Linked DNA regions of Homo sapiens: all the other regions are linked to region 2. A link is a contact called in ENCODE Hi-C data. All regions are on one chromosome and are shown on one strand. The core of a region is the stretch at or near the end of the contact, and the rest is flanking DNA. Distances in the headings are between cores, read along the strand shown.

Region 1 (6,857 bases), core at 2,106-4,605, 1.3 Mb before region 2:
CCTGACTCATAACTGCTGTGACACTTGGCCTTGGTCTTCCCGTCTGTGAAATGGTGTTGATTCTCAATGCCTCTTTGAGTTCCTTCTTGGTCTGCTATTCTCTCCGTCTGTGGGTACCCCCCATGTCTACTGGTGGGCTGGGGTGTTTTAGGCTCCATCCCTGGCTGCACAACTGATTCTTGGTATGACCTTAGGCAAGCAGCTCTTCTTTCCTGAGGCTGTTTCCTCATCTGTAAAATGGGGCTAAAAGACCCTAATGCTGTAACGATTTAATGAAGTTGCTTTGGTAAATCCCTTTAGTGCCTGACACATATAGTAGACCCTCATGGAACAGTAGCATTTGTAAAACCCAGATGCCATTTTCACTGGTGCCTCAGAGTCACATGTGTTTGTTGAAAGGGTGGAGTGAATGGTCTCCTCTCTATTCTGCCAAGCAGAAGAGGCTCAGGCAATGGGCTCTATTGGACTGGGAAAAAACTTATCCCTCCTACCCCTCTGGCTCAAGTTTGTGTTTTCCCTGGGATGTTTCCCAGAGGAAGAGCTGGGTTTCGGGGCATCTTGGACAAAAGAAAGGCAAAGAAAGAATAGGTGGGGGCCTGTTAGGTGCTAGGCCCTGTGTTGAGACCTCAGGCTAGATGTGGGGTAAGCAGGGCTTCTGGTGGAGTTAGGATTAGAGAATGCAGCGGGCATCTGAGTCTTGGGCAGTCATTGAGGGTAAGCCTTGGGACTGGCTAGTGAGGACCTGGCTTGTGTAGTAACTCATATCAAGAGCCGTGTGTGTGTGTGTGTGTGTGTGTGTGTGTGTGTGTGTATCTAGCTAGCTGTTCTCTGTGTGTGTGTGTGTGTGTGTGTGTGTGTGTGTGTGTATGTGTGTGTGTATCTAGCTAGCTGTTCTCCCCAAATACCCCCGACCCTTGGGGCTAGCTAGTGAGGACCTGGCTTGTTGTAGTAACTCGTATCAAGAGCAGTATTTGTGTGTGTGTGTGTGTCTATATGTATCTAGCTGTTCTCCCCAAATACTCCCGACCCTTCCTCCCACTGGGGCCTTCAGTAAGGGGCCTCTACTTACAGGAAGAGCTGACCAGGGCAGGTTGAAGGCCTTTCCTTATCGGCACTATGGCTACACATTTCCCCTGACTGGGCTGCCTTTGGCTTTTCTCTGTAAAACCTCAGAAGTCCTCTGGCCTCTCCCCCGAAGTACATGGCCCTTGGTCTCTAGACCTTATCTGGAGGTTTCCTTGGTGCAGAGTGCATAATACATGTGCCTGGGAAGGGGACTTTGTCCCTGGGCTTTTTGCTGCCCCCGTTTCCAGCCTCGCCTGGATGGGGACAGATGGCAGTCAGCTTAGACTGTAGTGTGAAGCCCTACAGGCTGACTTCCTGCCATGTGTTGAATAGTGGAAGGAACGTGGAGCAGAGAGTTGGAGTTGGGCGGGGGCTGCAAACATAGAGGGCACTGTTTCCTTGACCCCTGCTGTGTGCTAGGCATTCAGCTGGGTGCTTCAGGCTCACTGCAAAACTTGGATCATTATCCCATGAGACAGGTGAAAAGATTGAAGCATAGAAAGGGAAATGACATGCTCAGGGCCATTAGCCAGAGCTGGCCTGGGAACCCAGAGGTGTCCAAAGGACACGCATTCTTTTTTTTTTTTTTTTTTTTTTTTTTTTTTTTTTTTTTGAGATGGAGTCTCCCTCTGTCGCCCAGGCTGGAATGTGCAGTGGCGTGATCTCGGCTCACTGCAACCTCTGCCTCCCGGGTTCAAGTGATTCTTCTGCCTCAGCCTCCTGAGTAGCTAGGATTACAGGCGTGCACCACCACACCTGGTTAATTTTTGTGTTTTTAGCAGAGATGGGGTTTCACCATGTTGGTCAGGCTGGTCTCAAACTCCTGACTTTGTGATCCACCCGCTTTGGCCTCCCAAAGTGTTGGGATTATAGGCATGAGCCACCGCATCCGGCCAGGACACATTCTTTTTATGATCCTAGGATCCTTAGCTTCTTAGCTTGGTTGTCAACTGGCTGGATGACCTTGGCTGTGTTCCTTGACTTCTCTGGACCTTACCTCCTCCAAGTAGGAGCACGTGGCCCTCTGTTGTTGGGAGTCTTGAGGCAGGTGGCTTTCTGCCTTCTGTTCCCCTGGATTATCTTCCTATAGGGTCCTACCATTTGCTTTAGAGACTTCTGAGAATTGCCTACTCCCCAGGTAGCTGCCTGCCTGCCATTGGTTCCCCTGAGTTAAGCAATATCCATTGCTTGCGCTCAGTTCTCTCCCACCTCCTCTTATTGGGGATTCATGAGCATCATTGAAGGCTTGGGTGGAGTGGAGGTGGGAACCTGAGCCTCAGAGGTATCCTGTGGCCCACCCTGTCCCTGTTATGCTCAGATAACCTCCTCCTGGAAACATGACTCTGCATCTCTCCCTTGCTCCCTCCCTCCATGTGGCTTTGACTCAGCAGAAACCTCTAACCCTGACCAGGGTCCTGGTGCTAGCTTCTGTGGGCAGAGTGAAGGCCACATGGTTGTTTCTACATGGGCCATGGGGGAGTGGCAAGGGCTGTGCATGTTACCACGATGAGGCCCAGAAACATTAGCTAGGCCCACTCTTCTGGGCCTTTTGGTCTTGGAACATCAGCACTAGGAGGGATGGATCTGAGATCAATTTTGATTGTTTTATAAATGGGGAAACTGAGGCCTCAAGAGAAAGCCAAGACCCTACCCTATCTAGGTCATACAACCAGTGTCAGAACATTGGTATTTGAGGTTGAACCAGGCCACAGAAAGAAGATTCCCACGGGCCATTTCCTGTACACCAGCTTCCTTCAGCCTCTCCCGTGTATCCTTCAGGTTTCTCATCCTTGCAGTGGGAATCCTTGAGCAGAGGAGCACACATCTCAGGAACCAGACTATCCAGTGGGATGAGTTCTGTCTCTCCCACTGAGGGTATGCTAGTTGGGGTAGTTGGGGCTACAGACCAGGTCACACCACAGCTGCTTGACAGGCAAGTGAGACCTTTGTCCTGGCTCATCTCCTCAGGAGATTGGTTCTCAGTGGGGCCAGGGTTCCCACTGGACCAGGAGGGTAGTGGGGAGCAGACCAGGTCCCTGTCTCCCTCTGCAGCTGTGTGTACACACGTTAGTGTGGTTTGTTTTTAGGTTCCCTGTAGACACCTAGCTTCCTTTTTTGCCCTTAGCGGAACTTGCTGTGGCTCTTCTGGGAGGCAGGCAGCTACCTGGGGAGTAGGCAGTTCTCAGATGTCTCTAAAGCAAATGGTAGGACCCTATAGGAAGATAATCCAGGCTCTCATGTCTTGCTTCTTAACATAAATCTGGGTACATTATTGGTTACATTACATTAGTTACATAAGGACTTCCCCCGGGCAACAGAGGAGAGAGGTTGAGGCTAGTCTGTTAGAGCTCTTGGTTATTTCCCCTGCCCTCCACCTACCCTGCCAGAGGCCAGGAAGGAGGTTGGTGGGGTAGGGGGTCCCTCAGTTTATAGAGCCTCACATCTTCAGTCTTTCCTGAAGTGGCAAGGGCATCTACTCATTGAATGTGATAGTTCTCTGTTGTGGGATTTGTTGGGTGAGCATTTGGCCTCAGGGAGCATCTTTGGCAGTCTCTGCTGTATGTGTATACACATGTGCATTTCTATACTGGTGTCTCTGTGTGTCCAGAAAAAGGAAAGAAGTGGGGTGTGTATGGGGAGGGTAAGGTTCATATTGGCCTCTGTGGCCCTAGGGAGAGATGCAGCCCCTGATATCTATAATCTCTGCCCTCTCCCATGCCTTTCCTGGGTTCTAGCTGATTCCTGCTTGTGCTGGTGTGGAAACTGAGGCACACAAGATCAGGTCCTGCCCCAGGGAGTAAGGTGACTAAGATGGTGGCTGGATTGGGGTGAAGGTGGTAATATCAGCTGGGGCCAGCAGTTACCCTTTGAGAGCCTGGCCTCCCCTTCACTCCCCCTAAATCTGTGATCCCAGGCAAGCTTTGCCACATTTCTGTGTCTCCTGGGTAAAGTAAGAGTGTTTTGGTAAGGATAGAATGAGTTGGAGTGTGAAAAGTCTTTGGTGTGGGACCAATTGTAGTATTGTACTGAGGATTTCTGAGCCCTGTTTGAGATGGGAACAGAGGTAGAATGGTGGGGGACCCCCTTCCAGCTGGCCTCTGGGAGGGGAGAACAGGTGCAGATTGCCCACAAGTGCAGCGTCAGCAAGAGGAGGAGTTTCAGTTTCTATCAAAACAAGTTCTCTGAATTCCCCTACCTCTGCAGGTCATCCCCCCAACCTCAGACCCCTCCACAGGGAAGTCAAGCCTGGCCCCCAGCCCTGTGTGCCAGCCTTCTGGGAAGAGGAGGGCTTTCTGGAGGACAGAGGTGGAGCTAGGAAAGTCAGAAAAACGAATTCTTTTTTTTTTTTTTGAGACAGAGTTTCGCTCTTGTTGCCTAGGCTGTAGTGCAGTGGTGTGATCTTGGCTCATTGCAACCTCCACCTCCCGGGTTCAAGCGATTTTTCTGCCTCAGCCTCCCAAATAGCTGGGATTACAGGCATCCACCACCCTGCCTGGCTAATTTTTTGTATTTTTAGTAGAGATAGGGTTTCACCATGTTGGCTCGGCTGGTCTTGAACTCCTGACCTCAGGTGATCCACCTGCGTCGGCCTCCCAAATTGCTGGGATTACAGGCGTGAGCCACCACACCTGGCCAAAAATGAATTCTTGTTGAGTACTTCCTATGTGTTTAGCTCTGTGCTTAGATGCTTTTCCTGCCTTATATTATTGGAGAAATCCTTCTATTCTCCCTTGTTGGGGTAGTACTATTGCTGTTTTCCTTGGTTTGGAGATGTATATTTTCTTCCACGTTAATGATTCCAAACTTAGGGTATACCTTATAATCAGTGTGGTGTGTTTCCCCCCTCAAAAGCTGTGATTAGGTACATGTTATACCATATCACCTATCAGTGCCATCATAGGATTGAGGAGAGAAGGTGGTATTTTACATTTTACAGATAAGTAAAGAAGTGTCATAACTCGTCCATACTTTAGGACCCTGTTTTATGAAGCCTGTATTGTTAATTCGATATTAATTTAACTGCTGAAGTTTTGTTAGAACTAACGGCCTAGAGGTAGACTTGTGGACCTTTGGTTTCGCTAAAGGTAGAGAGCCAGGAGAGGACATGCATCCTAGGTCTGCATTTGGGGCTTTCCTCTGGCTGAGGAATTGCAACAGAAATGAGGAAGGGCTTCATAAGTGGTTATGGCAACATTCTGGCTGACTCGTGGGTAACTAGCATATGAAGGAATCATTGTCGTCATGACAAATTGTGTTCCTGTTTCTTGACCACCTACTGTGCCTTAGGTGCTTGGCAAACCTCCTGTGTAGTTTTGACAACACCCAGCAGATGGAAGAGGAGTTACTGTCTCCACCTTATGCATGAGGACATTTCAGCTTAGAGAGGTTAAAGGCCTTATCCATTGCTACACAGCTAGGAGGCAGCAGAGCCTTTCTGCCAGGCAAAGGGGTCAGTGGCAGAGAAATGGGACCCTCAGGGGGTTTTCCCCCAGATCCCTTCCCTGTTCCACAGTCTCCTCTCTTTCCCCATTTTCCTGCATCTGGCATCTAGCTCTTGAAGATAGAACTCCCAGGCCTGGAAATGACCGTTGACCTTTCCATAGGAGATGGGCTTTCTCCAGCACCTCAGCCTATCTCTCTGAGCCTGGCCAGCCAACCCCTATTTAACCCCTTCATTCTCATCTTTGTTCCTGTTTACTGCAGCTGCCAACAGCACTGCCTCCCAGTACCCCAAGCTCAGTCTACAGAAATAGCTCCCCAAGTAGCTCACTGTGCGGGCTCTGTGGTCCTGGCTTCTAAGAAAGGCAGCAGCAGGGGGCCCCCAGCCTGTGCGCAGGACATGTGACTTGCTGGAAATGCCGCTGGGGAGGGCGGGGGAGAGTGTGGCCGCAGAACCCACATCCTTGTTTACATTGGTGAAGGGGCTACCCCCCTTCCCGCCTTCACAACCTCCACACCCCCTTACCCTTCAGGTCTCTTCACCTCCAAGAGGACTGGAGACAAACATGGGCCCTATTTTCTATCTCAGAGTAGCCTTTCTCACAGAACACTCCAGGGTAGGAAGGGGAAGGCAGGGAAGGTGTTCTTCTGACAGTTCTTCAGAGAGGTAGACTGACAGGGAAGAACTCAGGAGTGTTCCTGTGTGACCTGACCCTAGCCCCATGCCCCAGGGAGATCCCATCAGAGCAGTGGTCCTCTGGGGAAACAAAGGGAAATTCCCAAAACCAGTGGAAATCAGACTTGCATGATCTTCAGGCCCACTTTAATTTCACAGGGAGAAGAGCTCCCTGGCTTACCCAGCCTATCCATTTGCTCAGTAAACTTTTCCTGATTTCCTTTACTGTATCGGGCCCTGAGCTGGGGGTGGACTTTGGTGTGAACTGCCCTTTGCCTTCTGTGGGAGCCCAGTGTGGTCGGGCAGAAGTCTATGCACACCTTTGATAAATCTGGTGATAGAGGTGTCCTGGGTAGTGGGGAACTGTATTAAAGAACATGTTGGGCCAGGCGCGGTGGCTCACACCTGTAATCCAGGCACTTTGGGAGTCTGAGGCGAGAGGATCGCTTGAGCCCAGGAGGTCAAGGCTGCAGTGAACTATGATCGCGCCACTGCACTCCAGCCTGGGCGACAGAGCGAGACCTTGTCTCAAATAAATAAATAAATAAAGAACACATTGGTGTTTGAGAAGTAGGCAGCTGACGAGGATGGAAGGAGCGTCCTGAAGAGAAGGAACGGCATGTGTGAAGATCCTCAAGCGAAGCAGAGGGAGTGTGTTTCCTTCTCGCCTTAGTTT
Region 2 (6,232 bases), core at 234-2,733:
TTAGGGTGGTGACCTGAAGAAGGAAGAGAGCGAAAGAAGGGAAGGACCATCTTTCCCTCTAAACTGGAGTCAAGGGAGGGAGGTCAGAGCAAGCCTGGGGGCGTAACCCAGACCCAGTCTTTGTTCAATCTCTTCTGTCCTCTTTTTCAGGGGCTTAGAGAACTACAAGGCCTGCAGAATTTCCCAGAGAAGCCTCACCATTGACTTCTTCCCCCCATCCTCAGACATTAAAGAGCCTGAATGCCTTTGAGTCACATGGCCCTTCTTTTTCCCCATAAACCCTGCTAGTTGCCACGGGGGCCTGTTCCTAGGGCACAAAGTTACTGAGAGACCCAGAGATCCAGTCTCTCTGTGGAACCTCCAAAATGCCCCAGCAGTCCTGCCTCCAGCCTGTTGCCTGGCAGTATTTGCCAGTTGACCTTATGCACTGCCCTCTCTTCTGTCATCTTGGCAACCTGGGCCCCCCACCTCACCCTTTCTTCCATTCCTTTTCCTAGACGCCACCCTTTGAATTGCCATAGAGAATGGGCCAATTCATGGTGGAGGTTTGTTCATTCCCACAACAATCAAAGGGCCCTAAGGTTTACGCTTTCACACACCCAATCATTCCCCAGGTACCCCAAATTACACCCAAACCCTAACTCAGCCCTACCTTGTCTTAGCCCCTGCTTGTAAGTGTTCCAGCTTCCAATGGGCACAGACCTGGATCCCGCTCTCCCTAGTCGGGCCCCTATTCTAGGTTGAGTCCAGCCACCGCCAATCAATGCAGAGCCAGGTTCCTCCCCTTTTTAACTCTGGCCGCAGTTCAACCCTGCCCTCTGAAAGCATTTCGTTTCTGCCACTCAATGCTCTTTCGTGTGCCTGACAGCCATCCTGCCCTCCTACCTCCGCTGTGTTCTAAATTCGTCTTTACCCAGCTCTATGGTCTTGTCTAACCGTAGAGCTGCCCTGCCCGCCTACGCGGAGCCCAGTCCGACCCACTCCCGCCGGCTGCTACGCCCATTTCTATACAAGCCCTGCTTCCGCTGAGCAGCATGGCGTGCGACACCGCCCCCTTGGTGTTTTGGCAGGGGTCTAGAAGTCCCTCGTCCGCCAATCAGAGAAAAACAGGGCCACCCACCCCCGTCCTTGGGGGCTGTCTTCCATCAATCCCATGTAAGCCAATCAGTGTGAGGCAGACCCCCGCCCCCCCGACACAGGCCCCGAGCCTTTTCAGTTGCTCACAGTCCGTCAGTCCTTGAGCCAATCGGCGTGGAGCACCGTGAAGGCCGAACGCGCCTCCTCGGGACTCCAGGGGCCGTGAGCGTTCCATCATTTCCCCTTACGCCAATCACGGCACAGCTCTGTAGGGAAGGGCCCGTCCCCCAACCCCTCGAGGCCTTGCGGCCGATTAATAGCGCTTTGGCCAATCAGCGAGCGGCGGGACATTGGGCTCCTCCTCCTCGGGCCCACGTGAGCTGTAGGGAAACGCAGGGGCGGCTTCTAGGTGCTGCCGCCGCCACCGCCACCACCACCTCCACCGCCGCCTCGGAACCCAGGCCTGGGGGGCGGTGGGGCCGCGTATGGAGCCCCCGCCCCCCGGAGCTGCCAACATTGCCAACGCCACCGCCACGCTACACACAGGTGAGCTCTGGGCCTGGAGGGTGGAGGGCCCAGTCCGTGACCCCACGTATCCTTCCCGCCCCCGCGCAGAGGATGTGGCTTGGCCGGTGGCCTGCTGGTGTTCGACTCCCCGCCGCCACCACCACGGCTGGTGGACCTGCGTGTGGCATTGCTCAAGCCCTTCGTCCCTTATAGTGGATCTGACCGTGGCCTAACCTCCCCCTCCCGTTGTATAATGGATCGGTCTGCGTGCTTATGTTTTTCCCCACGCCAACTTAGGGTGGACTCGTCCATAGGCTTTCCCCCTACCCCTACCCCCACCCGCCCCCCACCCACCCCCACTTATAGGGAGCTAGCCTGTGACAGTGTTCAGCCCCCTTAATAGTAGGTGTATCTGAGTGTTTGGATTTCTCCTAGCCTCAACTTTCAGGAGACCCGTCCGTGGCCTTATTTATTCCACCCTTCCTGTACATCGTAGCGAATCAATCCGTGGCGCCGCACTCCTCCGCATCCCTCTTTAACAGTGAGTCTACCTGAGTTTGTATTCCTGCCTCCTCCAGTCCCCCAATGCATCAGTCCATGGCTTTTTTCAAAACCACCCCCCCCCCCCACCACCACCACCACCATTTTATAGTGGATCAGTCTTCATGTTTGGATTCACGTCCCTTTAGCTATCAGTCCATTGCCCTGTCTCCTCTTTTTCGTAGACTGTCGCTCTAGCGCTTGGGGTTCTCTCCTTTTTAATAGTGGGTTAGTTTAGTGCTTTACATCTCCCTATTTTCAGTAGCTCAGTCCATAGCCTTTTCCCTCTCTGCTTTGAATCAGTCTGTGTGATGGCTTTTCTCTCCTCTCACTGTGGTGCAGGAGTCTGTAAGGTTTTCTGCTCCCCTTCCCCTCAGACGATGAGCCTCATCACCCCTCCCTTTGCAGTGGATCTGTTCATTGGCCTTCCTCCCCCACACCCCTGTATGCTTGCACAGTCCCCCGCATACCCTCCCGTGAGTCCAGTGCTTTGTAATTGGGGGAAGATCGGCCGTGTACTTTCAATTTCCTTCTCTTTTTTTTTCCCTTCCCAGAAGAGAACGTGCTGATCCTCTTTTCCTTGTGATGGAGCACTGTACGGCCTTCCCTGTCCTCCACCTCTTAATAGTGGGTCAGCCTGGTCACACTCGTAACCACAAAGACGTTCTGCCTCACTACAATAAGTGAATACATTAGCGCCAGTGATGATAGTAATGCCAATAGGAGCTAGCGTTTATTGAGCACCTGCCGTATATCAGGCAGAGTGTTTCATATGAATGAGTTCCTTTAATCCTCACCACAACCCCATGAGATAGGTAGTGAGGGAATTGGGCCATAGGGAGGTTAAATTCCTTACTCAAAGGTGGCCCAGGAAGTACTCAGGACACAGGATAATTTTTGAGGCTCCCCTCTTAGATCTCATCCCACCCCACGTGAGGCCTCAGTCCTTAAAAACCAAATTAGTTCTCACCTCCAAGCTTTTGTTCTTGCTGTTCCCTCTGCCTGCAGAGCAGTCTTCATTCCTCACCTTCTCTCAGCACCCACCCACCCCCCAATCCCAGCAGCTGTGTGACCTTAGATGAGTGATTTAACCACTTCCTCTCTGTGCCTTTTTCTTCATTTGTGAAATGGGGGATCAGAACTAGAATCCCTTCCAGTGTAAATAAATATTAACTGTGAATTAATGGTAAAACAAGTAACCTTTCTAGCATTACCGCCTATACCTTCCCACCCCCTTACTGTGCTCCAACCACACTGGTTCCACCACACAGCTCCTCAAACATAGCAGGCATGGGCCAGCCTCAGGGCCTTTGCATTGGCTGTTCTTTGTGCCTTGAACACCACCCCCAGATCTCTGCATGGTTCCTTTCAGCACTCTGTTCAAATACCAACCCCCAAAGGATGTTTACCACACTGTGGTGTGTGGAATGCAGTATAAAAAGATACATGTATGAAAGATGTTTCTAAGAATGCCAGTTTATATATGAGTAAGGGTTTTCCTCCTTTTCAAAAGGATGTGTTCACAAGACTGAGGTACGTAATATGCTCTGTAAAGGCATAGGTATAAAAGCTGTTTCTAAGAGTGCTAGTTGTATATGTGAATAAGGACTGTGTTGTTGCATTGAAAGAATGTGTTCACAAAACTGTGGTGTGTAGCTGGGCACAGGGGTGTGCACTTATAGTCCCAGCTACTCGGGAGGCTGAGGTGGGAGGATAGCTTGAGCCCAGGAGTTCCAGGCCAGCCTGGGCAATATAGCGAGATCCCTTTTTCTGAAAAAAAAAAACCCAAAAAACAACCACTGTGGTGTGTGTAATACACTCTCTTAAAGGCACAGGCGTAAAAGATGTTTCTAAGAGTGATTTGATTTTGTTGTACCTGGGTAGTGTTATTTCATTAAAGGTTGATTGTCACACCATGGTACTTAGAATATACTATACAAAGGCACATGTATAAAAAAGAAGTTCCTAACAATGCTACTTGTAAAAACAAAAAAAGTCAACCCCTCCCTGACCATCTGAAGCTGCACACCCAGCAGGGCTCAAGCCAGGTCCCTGATTTGTCCCGTTGCCCTTTATCACTGTCTGACACACTGTGTGGGTTACTTGTTTGTTGTCTGTCTCTCCTCATTAGAATGTGAGTCCCATGAGGACTCAGTTTTTGTCTGCTCATTCACCGCTATGTCTCCAGCAACTGAAAATGTACCAGGTAAACAGCAGATGCTCAATAAGAATTTATCCCATGAATAAATGGGAAAAAGATAATTTGAGACACCAGTGTAGGGGTCACATGAGGAAGAAGAAGGGATATGAGAGCTAATTAGTTGGGACTGTTCCTGCAACCAACCTTTACTGAGCCCCTTGTGAGTACCAGGCACTCTTCTAGGTGCTGGAATATGGCAAGGAACGAAACAGGGCGAAATATTTGTGCTTGTGGAGCTGACATTTATTAAAAGTTGGGGAGGCTGGGCACGGTGGCTAACACCAGTAATCCTAGCACTTTGGGAGGCTGAGGTGGGTGGATTGCCTGAGCTCAGGAGTTCAAGACCAGCCTGGGCATCACGGTGAAACCCCATCTCTACTAAAATACAAAAAAATTAGCTGGGTGTGGCGGCGTGCGCCTGTAATCCCAGTTACTTGGGAGGCTGAGGCAGGAGAATTGCTTGAACCCAGGAGGCGGAGGTTGCAGTGAGCCAAGATTGCACCATGCACTCCAGCATGGGTGACAGAGCGAGACTCTGTCTCAAAAAAAAAAAAAAAAAAACCCAAGCTGGGGAGACAGACTATGTGAACAAAATAAATAAGTAAAATTAGCATAATAGACAAATGCTGAGAAGAAATAATGAAATAGGGCAGGTAGGAATCGAGTATTGGGGGTGGTTGAAATCTTAGGCATAGGGAAGGTGACTCTTGAATTAGGGCCTCACGGTAGAGACGGAGAGAGCCTTAATGTCTACGGGAAGAGCATACCAGGCAGAAGGAAGTGCCAGTTCAGAGGCCCTGAGGTGGGATGGTGCCTGCCATGTTCAAGGAACATCAAGGCGGCCAGTGTGGCTGGAGCAGAGTGCGGGGAAGGGTAGAAGGTGAGGTCACACAGGTGATGGGAGCCAGATAGTGCAGGTGATACATAGGATAGGATTGCAGGGGCAGGGGGAGAAGGATGACACACTAGCTAATAGCTAATATCTGTGGAGTATCTGCCACACATCAGAGGCACTTTTCTGTTCAAATACCAACCCCCAAAGGATGTTTACCACACGGTGGTGCCTGGAATGCACTACAAAAAGATACATGTGTCAAAGATATTTCTAAGAATGCCAGTTTATATATGAATAAGGATTTTCCTCCTTTTCAAAAGGATATGTTCACAAAACTGAGGTATGTAATATGCTCTATGGAGGCACAGGTATAAAAGCTGTTTCTAAGAGTGCTAGTTGTATATGTGAATAAGGACTGTGTTGTTGCATTGAAAGAATGTGTTCACAAAACTGTGGTGTATAGCTGGGCACAGAGGCTGAGGTGGGAGGATCACTTGAGCCCAGGAGTTCCAGGCCAGCCTGTGCAACATAGTGAGATCCCCGTCTCCGAAAAAAAACCCAAAAAATAACCACTGTGGTGTGCATAATACACTCTCCTAAAGGCACAGGCATAAAAGATGTTTCTAAGAGTGATTTGATTTTCTGGCACCTGGGTAGTGTTATTTCAGTAAATATTCATTGTTAAACACTATGGTGCTTGGAATATACTATACAAAGGCACATGTATAAAAAAGAAGTTCCTAACAATGCTACTTGTAAAAACAAAAAAAAAAGTCAACCCCTCAAGTCTTTTACAGAAGTATTTTACAGAATTGACACAGTTAATCCTCACAGAAGCCTTGGAGGGTAGGTGTACTTTTGAGAATATTTGACTTTGAGAGTAAAATATCCCCATTTTACAGATGAGGAAACAAGCAAAGAGAGGCTGAGTAACTTGCTCAGGGTAACCTTGAGCCAGAATAGCCAGAACAGGGGCAGAGGAACATAAGGCTGAAGACTCAGAAAGAAGAACAGATTTGCAAGGGCAGGCAGGTTATTTGGCACCTTTGATCACGCAGAGGAAGAATGAATTC
Region 3 (6,396 bases), core at 2,029-4,528, 1.2 Mb before region 2:
TGCTTACCCCAAAACTGTGGTGTCAGTCCTGCCTCCCATCAGCTCTGGTGTGTGACCCTCTCCTCACCACTGCCACTGCTATTACCATACCCTCCCGCCTGGGCTGTGGCGGCATCTCCTCGGCCTCCCTGCTTCGACCCTCGCCACCTCAACGGTCCTTTCTGTGCATAGCAGCTAGACACTGGTTAAAACCCTAATCAGTTCATGTCCCTTCGAGGCTCCCATCCCATTCTGAGTAAAAGCCAAAGTATTACCCATGCCCAGAAGGCCCTAAACAATCTGTCCTCCATCACCTCTCTGACCCCATCTCCTACCCCTCCCTCTTTCCTTTGCTTCGCTTCACCTACACTGGTCTCTTCCCTGGTTCTCAGTTGAACCAAATACTCTTCAGCCAGCCCTAGAACTTTACTCTAGCTGGCCCCCCCACCCCCGCCTAGAATACTCTTCCTCCAACTGTCTCCATGACTTACTCCTTCACCTCTTCAGATCCCTGCTCAAATAGTGAGGCCTTCCCTGACCAGCCTATTTAAAATTGAAGTCTCCTCCACTGTACTTTCTCCTACTATCCTCCCTTTACTGCTTCTTCATAACACTGCTCTTTCTACCACAGTGCATCATTTACTTTTTGTTTATTTATTGTCTGTCTTCCCCCTTTACCCTGAAGACACAGGCTTTTGTTTGTTTTGTTTACTGCTGTATCCCTAGCTCCTCAATAGATGGTAAATAGGTATTCCATAAAAGAAGTCTTTTTCCCATAGTAAGTTAGTCTTAGGTTGGGATAAGGGATATAGATATTAATTGGTAAACACACAAGTATGATAATTAGCAAACAATGTCATGGGCTAGGAAAATAAGATCAGGTATTGGGGTAGGGTTTGGCCAGGCAAAACCTTCTCTGAGAAAGTCTCATTGGGATGTGAAAGGCAGCTGGAAGAGTAGAAGACCGAAAAGAATCTCTGGGAAAGGGGTTGGTCAGGGTACAGACCAGAGGCAAGAGGGTGCCTGGCATGTTGGAAGAACAAGGGGAGTAGTGTGGGCGAGAAGGATTGGCTGATGAGGTCACAAAGTGATGTGGAGCCAGATCATGTGGAACCTTTGAGGCCAGGATGAAAAATTTGGACTTTACCTTGAGGGCAACAGTTTGCCCTTAAAGTACTTTTTTTTTTTTTATTTTTACTTTTTGAGACAGAGTTTTGCTCTTGTTGCCCAGGCTGGGGTGCAATGGCACAATCTCGGCTCACTGCAACCTCCGCCTCCCAGATCAAGCGATTCTCCTGCCTCAGCCTCCCAAGTAGCTAGGATTACAGGTGTGTGCCACCACGCCCAACTAATTTTTGTATTTTTAGTAGAGACAGTGTTTCATCGCGTTGGTCAGACCGGTCTCGAACTCCTGACCTCAAGTGATCCACCTGCCTTGGCCCCCCCAAAGTGCTGGGATTATAGGCGTGAGCCACCATGCCTGGCCTCCTTAAAGTATTTTAACAAAGACATCAACTCATACATATTTTTTTAGGTTGCTGCATGAACAGATAATAGAGGTGAGGTTGGAAGTAGGGGACCAGGGAGGAGGCCTCTGCAAGTCTAGGTGAGTGATGATGATGGTGGCAGTGGAGGTGGTGAGGAGAGGTCAGATGGTGAATATATTTTGAACATATAGCCAAAAGGATTTGCTGATTCTTTTTGAAAAGTAAAGCAAACGGGAGGTTTCATCCTTCTGTTTCAGTACAAACGTCTCTTCCTCTATAAAGGCTTCTGGGAAGCCCGGATACTAGTTTAGGATCCTCTATTATACACCCTTGAATCCCCTGGTCTTAAGTCTGTCTTCATTAAACACCTCATACTGCTGTTGGCTGTTTAATGATCTGCCCTCCTACTCATCAATCCGCTCCTAGAGAAGGACCCCTGTCTGTTGTTTGGTACATTTGTATCACCAACTCTTGGCACACAATAGGCACTCAATAAATGTTTGTTAGCTACATAAAAGAACCCTTTCAAGTGTGAGCCCTACCTCCCCAAATCATCTGCTTCCAGTATCCAGGCTGGGGTAAGAAAAGATTTATTCTTGCTAATGGGCTCTAAGTGTGTGTATTTTTGTGGTTTGGAGACAGCCTGGAGGACCCAGCCTCACCTGTCATCCCAGAGGCAATGGAATTCATTTAACTGCTCATCCAACACCAAGCCAGTGCCAGCCAGTGCTTCAGCCTCAAGGTTCAGATCCTGCAGAGGAAAAAAAAAAGGAGACACAGATCCATTTTAGGCCCTGAGTCAGAGGGAACTGTCCAGGGTGGGGAACCTTTGGGTTTTGATTGTCATACGAGGCTAAACTGCAGCCAGGCCCTGCTCACCATCCCTTGCAGTCCCACGATTAGGTCTTCTTCCATTGCTTGGCCGAGCTTCTTCATTTTGCCTTTCTTCTTTACCTCCGCTAGATTGGGGATAGAGCGGGGAACGGCTCCCTTTTTAATATTTCGCTTCTGTGAATCAGAGAGAAGGGTCAGAGTCCAGGGCATGACCAACTTGCTCCCTCTCCCCCTCATCAGGGCGGGTCTAGGGCCTCACCGAAGTGACACTGGAGTCCTGAGGGGGCGACTGGGGGTTCTGCCTACTTCTTCGCTGCCTGGTTGTGGTGGAATCCTGGCCGGTTGAGGTCATAGTTGAGGAGGCTTGGCCCCTGCCGCGGTTCTGGGGGTGGGGGGAGGAGCGTGGGTATGTGAGGGGGCTAGTGTGCCCTGAGGACCCCACCTCTCTGCCCTTTTCCAGGCTCCGCCCCCTCTATTAGATTCCATTCCTTACGCGATCTGATTCTCCACAGCCTTCCAAACTCCGCCTCTCTCAGGCCTTCTCCCTCCACTCAGGTGGCCATTCTACCCGGCCCCGCCCGGCCCGCTAGACTCCACCCCTTTTACACGATTCTCTTTCCCTGGTCTTGCCCTTTCACGGAGCAATGAGCCCCCGGGCTCACACAGTCCGTCTTAGGGCCTGCCCTTTCCAACCAATCACCGCCCCTTCTACTCTCCTAAGCCCCATTCCCAGACCCTCTAAGCCCAGCCCAGACCCCATTCCTTCACGAACCTGCCCTTTCGGCCTATCTCCCGGGATAATCACCCACCCTTTCACTCAGCCGGCCCCGGCCCCGACCCCGGTTTCGACTCCACCCTTAACGATTCACTTAACTCCACCCCTTATCGGGCCGGACCGGTACCTTCCACTCCGCCAGATCCCGCCCCTAGCGTTTCAACCAGCCCCGCTCCTCAGGGGACTGCCCCGTTCCTTCAACCAGCTCCACCCCCTGCCCAGACCCGACCGCTAACGTTTCGCTAACCCTCTTCAGCCAGTCCCTAGCCGCCTTCGGTCGGCCTCCGCCCCCTTCCCGCCTCCGCCGTCGACGCGCTGTACTCACCGCTCCACTCATTGGACGCAGCCCCTTTCTCAAACTCCGCCCTTGGCTCGCTCCACCAAGTTTCTGGCGACCTGTGGGGACGCGAGCGCTCAGGCTTTTCTTTTCCATTGGGCCTCGTCTCTCGACTGCCCGCCCAGATCCCGCCTCCAGAGGGGACCGTGCCTCAAGGCCGCGCCCCTCGCGCGAGCCACACCTCTCGCGAGCTCACAAGCGGCGGGGCGGTGCGTCGGCGTGCTACGCCAGCTGGGCTGAGCCACACCGCGAGCTCACAGGCGACGGGGCGGTGCGTCGGCGTGCTACGCCAGCTGTGCTGCGCCTACGTAAAAGGCAGGCGCCGGCGGTTCCCGACAGGGCTGCGGTGCAAGCTTTTTCTTGCCTCGGCTATCGTCGCTGTCGTCCCGGATGCCATAGCCGCCGCCCCTCCGTCCCTGTCCAGTCACTTAGGAGCCCTTCGGGTCGGCGGTGTCTGGAGAGCAAGCAAGGAAGCGAGGGAATTAGGAAGGGGCATCTTACCTTTTCCCCGCGACTTCCCGCGCGACGCGCCGTGATGACGTAGCGCGGGCGGGCTGGTTGTGGCTGGGCCGAGAGCGAGGTTGCCACTGGACGTTGGTGGTGGCGGCCAAAATAGGCGTGGTGACGATGCTAAATGTGAGGATTTTCCGAGTTAATATTCACTATGGTGGTACACAGGAAACACTGGCCGAATATTAGCTATTAATATTCTGCCGCAATATTCTGAGTGGAAGGAGTCTTAGTGGGGGCAGGGAATGGTAATGATAGCAAGTATTATGTGACAGGCATCGTTGTAAACCACAATTCTATGAGGTAGTTCCCATTATTAAGGCTGCTTTGCAGATAAGGAAACTGAGGTTACGGGACTTAACCATGTGACTTTGGGCAAGTTGCTGAACAGTTCTGTGCTCCGTTTCCTCATCTGGAAAGTTGTGATAATAATAGTGCCCAGGGCCAGAATGGCCTTGAGGATGGGAGTTCTCATGGGCAGCAGCTCTCCCTATCTGCCCCCTCCAACGGGTAACCACTGCTCCCAAGCAGTAATAGAAAGTGTGTGTGCGTCTGGGGAGCTGTCCCTAGGCACCCCCTCTCCCCCGCAACTCCCACTCCATGTCTAAATGTCAGCTCTGCAGGAGGCCGGTTTGTCCTCCTAATCTCCCTGTCTCATTCTCCACCATTTCCTACCGGGCTATAAGCTGGGACCGGAGAGATAAGCAGTCCGGGGGTTCTGCATCAGACTGACAGATTGACGGTCTCACCGCCCAGTAGCTTTGCCCTCTGATCCTCTTGAAGATGTCCTGCCGCCTCTTCCCTCTCACCCCTCCTACGTGAACCTATCTTTTGTCTCAGCGCAAAAGAGTTGCAGACCTAAGACCTTTAAACCCCTACACTCACCAAAGAAAACACATACAATGATAACACACTACAAAAAAATTCTAGAGTTCTGATACCTGCAGCCTGATAGAGTAGGGAGTCTTGCAAAGGGTCAAGGCCCATTTTTCTGTTGGATCAGAAGAGAGGTTTCTGAAGAGCAGGGGTCAGCAAACTTTATAAAGGGACAGAGAGTAAACATCTTAGGCTTTGCAGGCCACATACGGTCTCAGTGGCATTTTTCTTTTTTTCTCTTTTTAAAAAACAACCCTTTAAAAATGTAAAACAGCCCACAGTCTGGCTTTGGCTTGAATGCCATAGTTTGCCGATCTGTGCTGTAGTGTCAGGCCTTGGTCTCTATCTGGCTGGTATTCTTTTGCAGGATTGAGGGTAGGGGCCTTTTTTCCTAAGGAGAGGTATTCCTTTTGTGTGAGGTGTGTGAGGACAGGGATTCATGGGCAGGGTCAGGTCACTTCTAGTGTACCTCTGGTGGGTCATTCCAAATGTTCCTGGACAGAATGAGGACAGGGATTCCTATGGTTTCTATATTGTACCTTTACTGAATCAAGCAGGGGTTTCTAGAGAGCTCCAGACTATGGGTTCCTGTTCCTGTGCAAGTTAAGGATTAAGGTTTTGTTTTTTTGTTTTTTTGTTTTTGTTTTTTGATACAGGGGACAGGGTCTCACTCTGTTGCCTAGGCTGGAGTGCAGTGGTGTGAACACGGCTCACTGCTGCTTCAACCTCTTGGGCTCAAGCTGTCTTCCTACCTCAGCCTCCCAAGTAGCTGGGACTACAAGTGCATGCCACCATGCCTGCCTAATTTTTTTTTCTTTATAGAGATGGGGTCTCGCCATGTTGCCCAAGCTGGTCTCAAACTCCTGGACTCAAGCAATCTGCCTGCTTCAGCTTCCCAAAGTGCTGGGATTACAGGTGTGAGCCACCATTCGTGGCCAGGATGGGGCTTCTTAGACCTATGTTATGACAGCTTCCTACAAAGAGATCAGGTGGGCCAGTACTGGGTCACAGGTGTTTCTGTATAGGTTCAGAGCTTGTGTTCATATAGACAGTGAGATCAGGTGTCTAGATTTCGGTCAAGAGATTATTATTGGCCAGGCAGAATGGCTCACACTTGTAATCCCAGCACTTTGGGAGGCAGAGGAGGGCAGATTGCTTGAGCTCAGGAGTTTGAGACCAGCTGGGCAACATTACAAAACCCCATCTCAATAAAAAACACAAAAATTAGCTGGGTGTGGTGGTGTGCATCTGTAGTCCCAGCTACTCGGGAGGCTGAGGTGTGAGGATCGCTTGAGCCTGGGAGGGGAGGCAGAGGTTGCAGTGAGCCGAGATTGTGCCACTGTACTCCATCCTGGGTAATAGAGTGAGATCCTGTCTCAAAAAAAAAAAAAAAAAATTACTGGCCAGGCGTGGTGGCTCACGCCTGTAATCTCAGCACTTTGGGAGGCCTAGGTGGGCAGATAATTTGAGGTCAGGAATTTGAGACCAGCTTGGCCAACATGGTGAAATCCCATCTTTACCAAAACTACAAAAATTAGCCGGGCTAATACACCTGTAATCCCAGCTACTCAGGAGGCTGAGGCAGGAGAATCTGGGAG
Region 4 (6,013 bases), core at 2,825-5,324, 1.6 Mb before region 2:
CAGCCATTTGGGTTTCTGAACTCTATCCTGATGGCTACCACGGACTTCTCCCATGCCCTCACCTGATGTGGCTGTGCTCAGTGCACAGAGGGCCTACAGCCAACATTTCCTCAACAGGAAGCCCTCTGATAGGGCTCCCACAGGTAAGGGATATACCCTGAGATCCTCCGCCATTTCCCAAGAGGGCTAGGTCACAAAGGGTGGCTAGTCTTCAACAGTGCTGCAAGTCACTGGCAGCACACAGGTTCTAAAACAATAATATGTTGAAATGTACTCACCAAGAAAGCCACCGACCTACAAAGAAACCCTTATCGCTGATCTTGCAATGAGCACCAACCTCCCCTTTGCAAGAGCTGAGATCGAAAGATAAAGAAGCTATCAAAAAGCCATCTGCCCACTTAAAATAATATCACAAGTCATGTTAGGAACCACAGACCTGGGGCCAGATACCAAAACAATTGTCTGAACAGGCTGCTTCAATTTCTCCTTAAAACCGCCCATGTATGTTAAAAGAAAAACACCCTCTCCACCCACCTTGGCCCTGCAAGGTTTTGATTTCTCTGTTCTCTGCCTTTCACACTCTTTAAAATGACCAAACTCCTTTACCCAAACTGTCGCATCTTACAGACAGGGTTCCCATGACAGCCGGCGGGGATGACAGCTTGGGAAAGTGATAGAAATGAAGGTAGCTCTGGGGTACTGGACCTGCTCAGTATCTTCATCTGGGTGGTGGCTACACAAGTGCATACATATGTACAAATCCACTGGGCTATACACAGAATATCAGTACACTTTATGTAGGTATACCTCGATAAAGCAAAAAAAAAAAAAAAGGTAAAAGGAAAGCACGACATGCTGGGAACACCAAGAGTGAAATCCAGAATTTGCCCTGAATCATGCCACGCTTTCTAGAGGACCAGTTTAAAAAAAAAAAATAGAAAAAAATAAATGTCCCTAGCATTTCTTCCCTGGCCCTGTCACTCACTAGCTGAGAGGCTTTGAGCAAGCTGGCTCATCTCTCTGAGCTACCTGTCTCCCCTCTACTAAATGGGGATAATCATAGCACCTACACAACACAGCATGCACAGCAGGCCTCACGGAGAGAATGGATCTGATGTTCATAGCACAGAAATCAGTAAATGCTGGCCAGTTATCTTTTGCAGTTACCACCATGCTTCAGTTACCTTGCCCATGTTTGCTGCATTCAATCCAACCATGCAAAGTGACTGTCATTTCCCTTAGCAGAGAAGGAAACGGAGGCAAGGCCACACAGCTGATGGGCGGAGCCGAATTTAGGAGAGGAATCCAGGAAACTGTAGGTGTGGCTCCCTAAATACTGACACTAGCTAACACCTGTATGATACTACTTTGAGCCAGACTCGGTTCTGAGCACCTTTACTCTTATCCCGTAAAGTAGATGCTATAATTCTGTTTTACAGGTGAGGGTCCTGAGGCATGGTGTAGTTAAATGCGTTGGCCAAGGTCACAAGGCCAGTAAGTGGCAGCGCCAGGATTTGAACCCAGGCAATCTATGCCAGAATCCACACTCTTAATGCTGTAAGAAAAACCATGCTGCCTGCCCCCTTTAAATGAAGTCTCAGATTATGGTGGGGCTCACAGGTGGGTGAGTGGGTACCTGCCTGCCTGCTCAGTTACCCAGGCACATCTGCCCACCAGACCGGAGCTAGACCTTTCTGAACCACTCACAGCCTAAGGCCTTACCAGAACCAGCAGAACCCACAAATGTCTTACTGCAGCCAGGGGCTTCTGACCAAGCGTATACATACAAGGTCCAAAAAGCATTTTCCCATTTCCATTCCCAGTCCTCCCAGGAACAGGGAAATGTATACATTTTAGGGAGAATCTAGTGATCCTGGGCCAGACTTAGGTGACCGCAAAAAGAATCAGGACTAGCTGCTGCCCTTAAAGAACTCATAGCTTGATAGAGGAAACCTAGGGAAATCTTCTGGGGCCCCCTGGGGTATAACTGATTATTTCTCCCTGTCCCTAAATGATCACAGGTGGTGTGGCAAAAAAACAAGGGACAAAAACTTCAAGTCCAGTACCCATCTGGTTCTGTCTCTCTGCTAGAGCCACTGCTTTCTTGTGAGAGCATGGGCTCAGCCCCTCGCCTCCACAGGACTCAAAAGTAGATTACAGCGTTAACAGTAGAGTGCACAGGCTTCAAGGTCAGGCATGGGTGAACTGGAAGAGCCAGGTGCCATCACTGCCTCAACCAGTTTCTCCACCTCTGGAATCCTGGTTTCCTGCTCTGTCAGAAAGAGAATCTGCTCTACCCCCCACTGGCAAAGCCCTTGGTCCACACTATGTCATTGCAGTTCTCTCCACTCCAGCACACTGCTGATCATTCACACCAAGCTCATTTCCACCCCAGGACCTTTGCACTTGCTGTTTCCTCTACCTAGAACACCCTTGTTCCATATATGCACATAACTGTTATTCATCATCCAGGACTTAGTTTAAATGAAACCTCCTCAGAAAAGTCCTCCCTGTTCCTTTTCCTACAAACTCTCCCCCACCTCCCCACCGTATCTGCATAACTCTTCTTTATCATCATTCGGGACTCACCTCCTCAAAGGCCCTCCCTTTAACAGCATGTCTGACACAGTCATTCCCTCCCAATCTATCCCCTTACTCCCTTCAGCAGCTAACTTTGTCCCTATTTATCCTATCTGCTTGCTTGCTTGTTTTTTCAAACTGTCTCCCATAGGAGCCTGTATGAATCCTTGAGGGTAGGGTAGATGTCTGTCTTGTTCAGGGCTTTACAGTGGAACTCAATAAATGGAGGAATAAAACCCCAGTTAAAACAGTGCCTAGCACGTGTTTGACCTCCATCACTCTTTGACTGACTGACTCAATGCACCCTCCTCCCTGTCCTGGAGAGCAGGCCTGAGGGGTTCCTGGGCCGGAATGCTTGTCCTCCATCCCAGACACAGCCCTGCGTTGGCGGAGGTGGCGCTGGCTGACATTACCTGCGCCTCACCGGCTTCATGCAGCTCTTCAGCTGCCTGGCCTCAGCCTCCACGGGACCCTGGCACTCGGGCTGTGGCTCCAGCTGCGGCAGCTGCTGCTGCTGGGGCAGCCCTTCGGCATCAGTGGGTGTGGGAGCGGGTGCGATCCGGAGCAGGACTGTGTAGTTGCGGCCGTGGTTGTTGGCCCAGAAAGTGCCCTCAGGGGTCTCATAGCGCACCACGAAGTCGAGGCGCGCCCCATCGCCCGCGCCCTCAGCAAAGGGCAGCTGGAAGGCAAAGCGGTCGGTGCGGCCGCCGTCGTCGGGCGAGGAGGCGGATGCCTGGCCGGGACCCAGGCCGAGCCCCGGATCCAGGATGGGATCTCCTGCTCCTGTTCCTCCCGCTCCTGCCCACGGCGGGCTGCGCGGGACGTAGCGCGCTGGGTGGTCGCAAAAGGAAGCCCAGCCGTCGTGTGAGGCCCGCACGTGCACCGCCTTCTCGAAGGAGCGGTTCAGCACGCGTACCAACCCGCGCAGCACCGGCGGGCGGCCCCCAGGCACCCACACCCCGGCACCCCCGGGGACCGCTCCGGGAGGCGGCAGCAGCGCCTCCAGCTCCACCATGACGCGCCCCAAGCGCTCCAGACGGCCCGGCGCGGGCGGCAGCGAAAATGTGGGGACCAGGTAAAACCCCCCGCCAGCGGGGACGGGGCACAGCGGTGAGGGCTCGGGGCAAGCCTCCTCTTCCTCCTCCCCTTCATCCCCATCCTCGCCATCGTCGTCCTCGTCGGCCCCGCCGCCGCCGCCGCCATCTTGCCCGGCCGCCGCCGCCATCTTGCCCGCCCCGGGCCCGCCCCACGGCCGGTAGCGGCGCAACTGCGCCAGCGGCAGCCCCAAGGCCTCGTCGGCGAACAGCACCCTCCGCGGGGCCACCGCCGCCTCGACCGAGGTGCGGGGCTCACCCGCGGCCGGCGAGGGGGGCGCGGAATGCCGCAGCGGGGGCTCCACAGGGGCCGTACGCGCCATATCGGCGGCGGCGGCGGCACCGACGGCACCGGCGGCGGGACCGGCGGGGGCAGGGCCTGAAGGGGCGGGCAGCCAATGGGAAGGCCAGCGCGGAGGGGTACGGCTCACGGGGGCATAGGCGGTGAGATGAAGACAAGTATTGCAGAGGGCCAATGGGCAGCCATGCACGGATGACGTACAGCGAATTGAGAGCCGGAGAAGCACGCAGCCAATGGGGATGCCCGGGAGTGGGCGGTGTAGGGGGCGGGATGATCGAGGAATCAATGGAGAGGCCGGAATGGGGGTGGTGCGAAATCCATGATGAAGAAAACAGAAGCAGACAGCTAATGCGGAAGTCTGAGCGAGAGAGGCATGTGGGCGGTGGGAAAAGTGGAATGGCTACAGGCGATGAGGGCAGCCGGGAACGAACGCAGAGGCCCAAAAAGTGGGAGATCCCGCGGGTTGCGTAGGCGGTGGAACGGTAGCTAGAGAGAGAGAACAGCCAATGGAGAGCCACGCGTGGGATGACGACAATGGCTGCAGCGAGCCAATGGGGAGGCTTGTGAGCGTGCACTGCGGCTTCGAAGGGGTGGTGCCAAGGTGGAGCTAGCCAATACGAAGGCTAAAAGGAGACCAAGAGGCGGGTGTGTAGGGAGCCGAGCCAATGGAGGTGGAGGCTGAAGGCGGGAGCGAGGACGAGAGCTGGCGGATAGCCAATGAGGGAGCCAGGGTGAAGGCGTAGAGACCTCAAAGGACAGTACTAGTATGGGATGAGCCAATGCCGAGGCTAGATAGTGCAGCGGGACGGAGGGAGGACTTGGAGGCAAGATGGGGAAAAAAGCAGAGCCGACGGGGGCAGTGTAGGTGGTGTGAAGGGAGGCATGAGTAGCCAATAAGGAGGCTGGAGAGGAGGACGCTGTGTAGACAGAGTCTGAGGTATTGGGTGGCCGGACAGCAGAACCATAGAACGCAGGCAGCCATTAGGAAAAATGTGCTTCTCAGGGATGGGGTTACCCTCTCCCTAACCCTCCGTGACTCCCCATTGCCCCAGGAATACCCAGAGCCCCTGAAGGCCTAGACCACACCTTGGTGTGTGAACTAGGAAAGTGAAAATGACTGTCCTGTTGCAGTTAGTTACTTACTGGGTCCTCCCTGCCCAACTACAACCTTTTCTTGAGCAGTGCCACAAGCCAAGAATGCCCCTGATTGTTAGCCGCAAGCACTCTCCAGGACTTGATACTATTGTTGAATGAATGGCCGAATAGGAAATTTAACTTTCTGAAGGATTCACTTTTTTAAATTTCAGCTCAGCAAACACTGACCTGACTGTGTGCTACCAGAAGTTGATTGGGCATATGGGTAGCTTCTGACTAATGGAATCACAATCAAAGCCCTGTCCTTCTTGCCCAACCTGACACTCCACACCCCACAGGGGCCTCACCTCCCTTCTTTCTGTCCCCCCATCTCTGCTTCTACTGTTCCCTCTCCCAAGAGTGCTGTTCCTTCTGCTGCTTCCATCTAGTAAACTCCTTTCGCTCTCCCTTTGGGGTCTCACCTTCTGTGGGAACTCAACTGCAGCTTTTGTCCGCTGAACACATCCATTCATACATTCCTTCTCCATCCTGGGAAGATTTACTGAACACCTACTGAGTGCCAGGTTCTGAGCATGCTGTTATCTCATTAGAACCTCACAGCATCCTAGGAGGGAGGTGATCCTTCCAGCAGCCCCTCTCCCCAGGTCTCCATGTTCAGGATGTCCATGAGTTAGAAATGAATATGTTCAGCTGCAAGTAACAGAAAAATCATAAAATAATGGGGGCTTAAGCAAGACAGAACTTTATTTTTTTCTCACCTAAAAGTTCAAGCTGGCAAATAGTCCAGGGACTCCTTCCTGCCCACCTGGTTTGGGCATTGTCTGTCCCGATCTGGCTCCAAGACTCTCAGTCTTCAACAAATCCTTTTGGCTGTCTATTAAAAATATTTACCAAATCCATCCTCTTCTCACCACCTCCACTGCCAGCACTATCACCAGTCACC

Evidence for each region. Hi-C counts contacts between places; a loop is a spot of excess contacts on that map. Pooled maps may share reads with other maps.
Region 1: a loop to region 2 is called in a map with no recorded cell type, with 5 times the contacts of the local background. The contact joins the enhancer-like site here to the promoter of ELK1 in region 2. A Hi-C loop is called at or near these places in 2 of 37 single-sample maps with no recorded cell type and 7 of 50 pooled maps.
Region 3: a pooled map shows a loop between it and region 2 (21-fold over the local background). The contact joins the promoter of HDAC6 here to the promoter of ELK1 in region 2. A Hi-C loop is called at or near these places in 6 of 37 single-sample maps with no recorded cell type and 15 of 50 pooled maps.
Region 4: a map of naive thymus-derived CD4-positive, alpha-beta T cell shows a loop between it and region 2 (8-fold over the local background). The contact joins the promoter of PPP1R3F here to the promoter of ELK1 in region 2. A Hi-C loop is called at or near these places in 3 of 168 maps with a recorded cell type or tissue (B cell, endothelial cell of umbilical vein and naive thymus-derived CD4-positive, alpha-beta T cell), 4 of 37 single-sample maps with no recorded cell type and 10 of 50 pooled maps.

The regions. Positions count from the first base shown.
Region 1 is chrX:48,936,254-48,943,110 of GRCh38, reverse strand. The region is part of intron 2 of OTUD5 (OTU deubiquitinase 5); the gene reads left to right. Among named protein-coding and RNA genes, the nearest start is that of OTUD5, 18 kb to the left of the region's middle. RefSeq lists cis regulatory regions at 867-1,403, 542-1,742, 2,157-2,657, 1,832-2,982 and enhancers at 2,547-2,806, 3,937-3,986, 3,997-4,496, 5,378-6,151. Within about 2 kb of position 3,355, at least 6 of the 41 ENCODE cell types and tissues checked have a DNase peak (open chromatin) inside an H3K27ac peak, as active enhancers do.
Region 2 is chrX:47,645,814-47,652,045 of GRCh38, reverse strand. It overlaps ELK1 (ETS transcription factor ELK1), which reads left to right and starts at 1,483. Exons shown (of 7, transcript NM_001114123.3): 1 at 1,483-1,623; 2 at 2,020-2,125. UXT (ubiquitously expressed prefoldin like chaperone) reads left to right here. Exons shown (of 7, transcript NM_004182.4): 7 at 151-250. The coding sequence ends at 204. RefSeq lists a silencer at 1,299-1,708 and a cis regulatory region at 1,040-2,020.
Region 3 is chrX:48,798,949-48,805,344 of GRCh38, reverse strand. HDAC6 (histone deacetylase 6) reads right to left here and starts at 3,278. Exons shown (of 29, transcript NM_006044.4): 1 at 3,203-3,278; 2 at 2,560-2,682; 3 at 2,346-2,474; 4 at 2,129-2,217. The coding sequence starts at 2,652. RefSeq lists enhancers at 2,627-2,706, 3,337-3,850, 3,697-3,966, 4,088-4,919 and cis regulatory regions at 4,678-4,724, 4,427-4,927.
Region 4 is chrX:49,267,854-49,273,866 of GRCh38, reverse strand. It overlaps PPP1R3F (protein phosphatase 1 regulatory subunit 3F), which reads right to left and starts at 4,074. Exons shown (of 4, transcript NM_033215.5): 1 at 2,994-4,074. The coding sequence starts at 3,997. RefSeq lists a silencer at 3,799-4,038 and enhancers at 4,739-4,788, 4,486-4,985.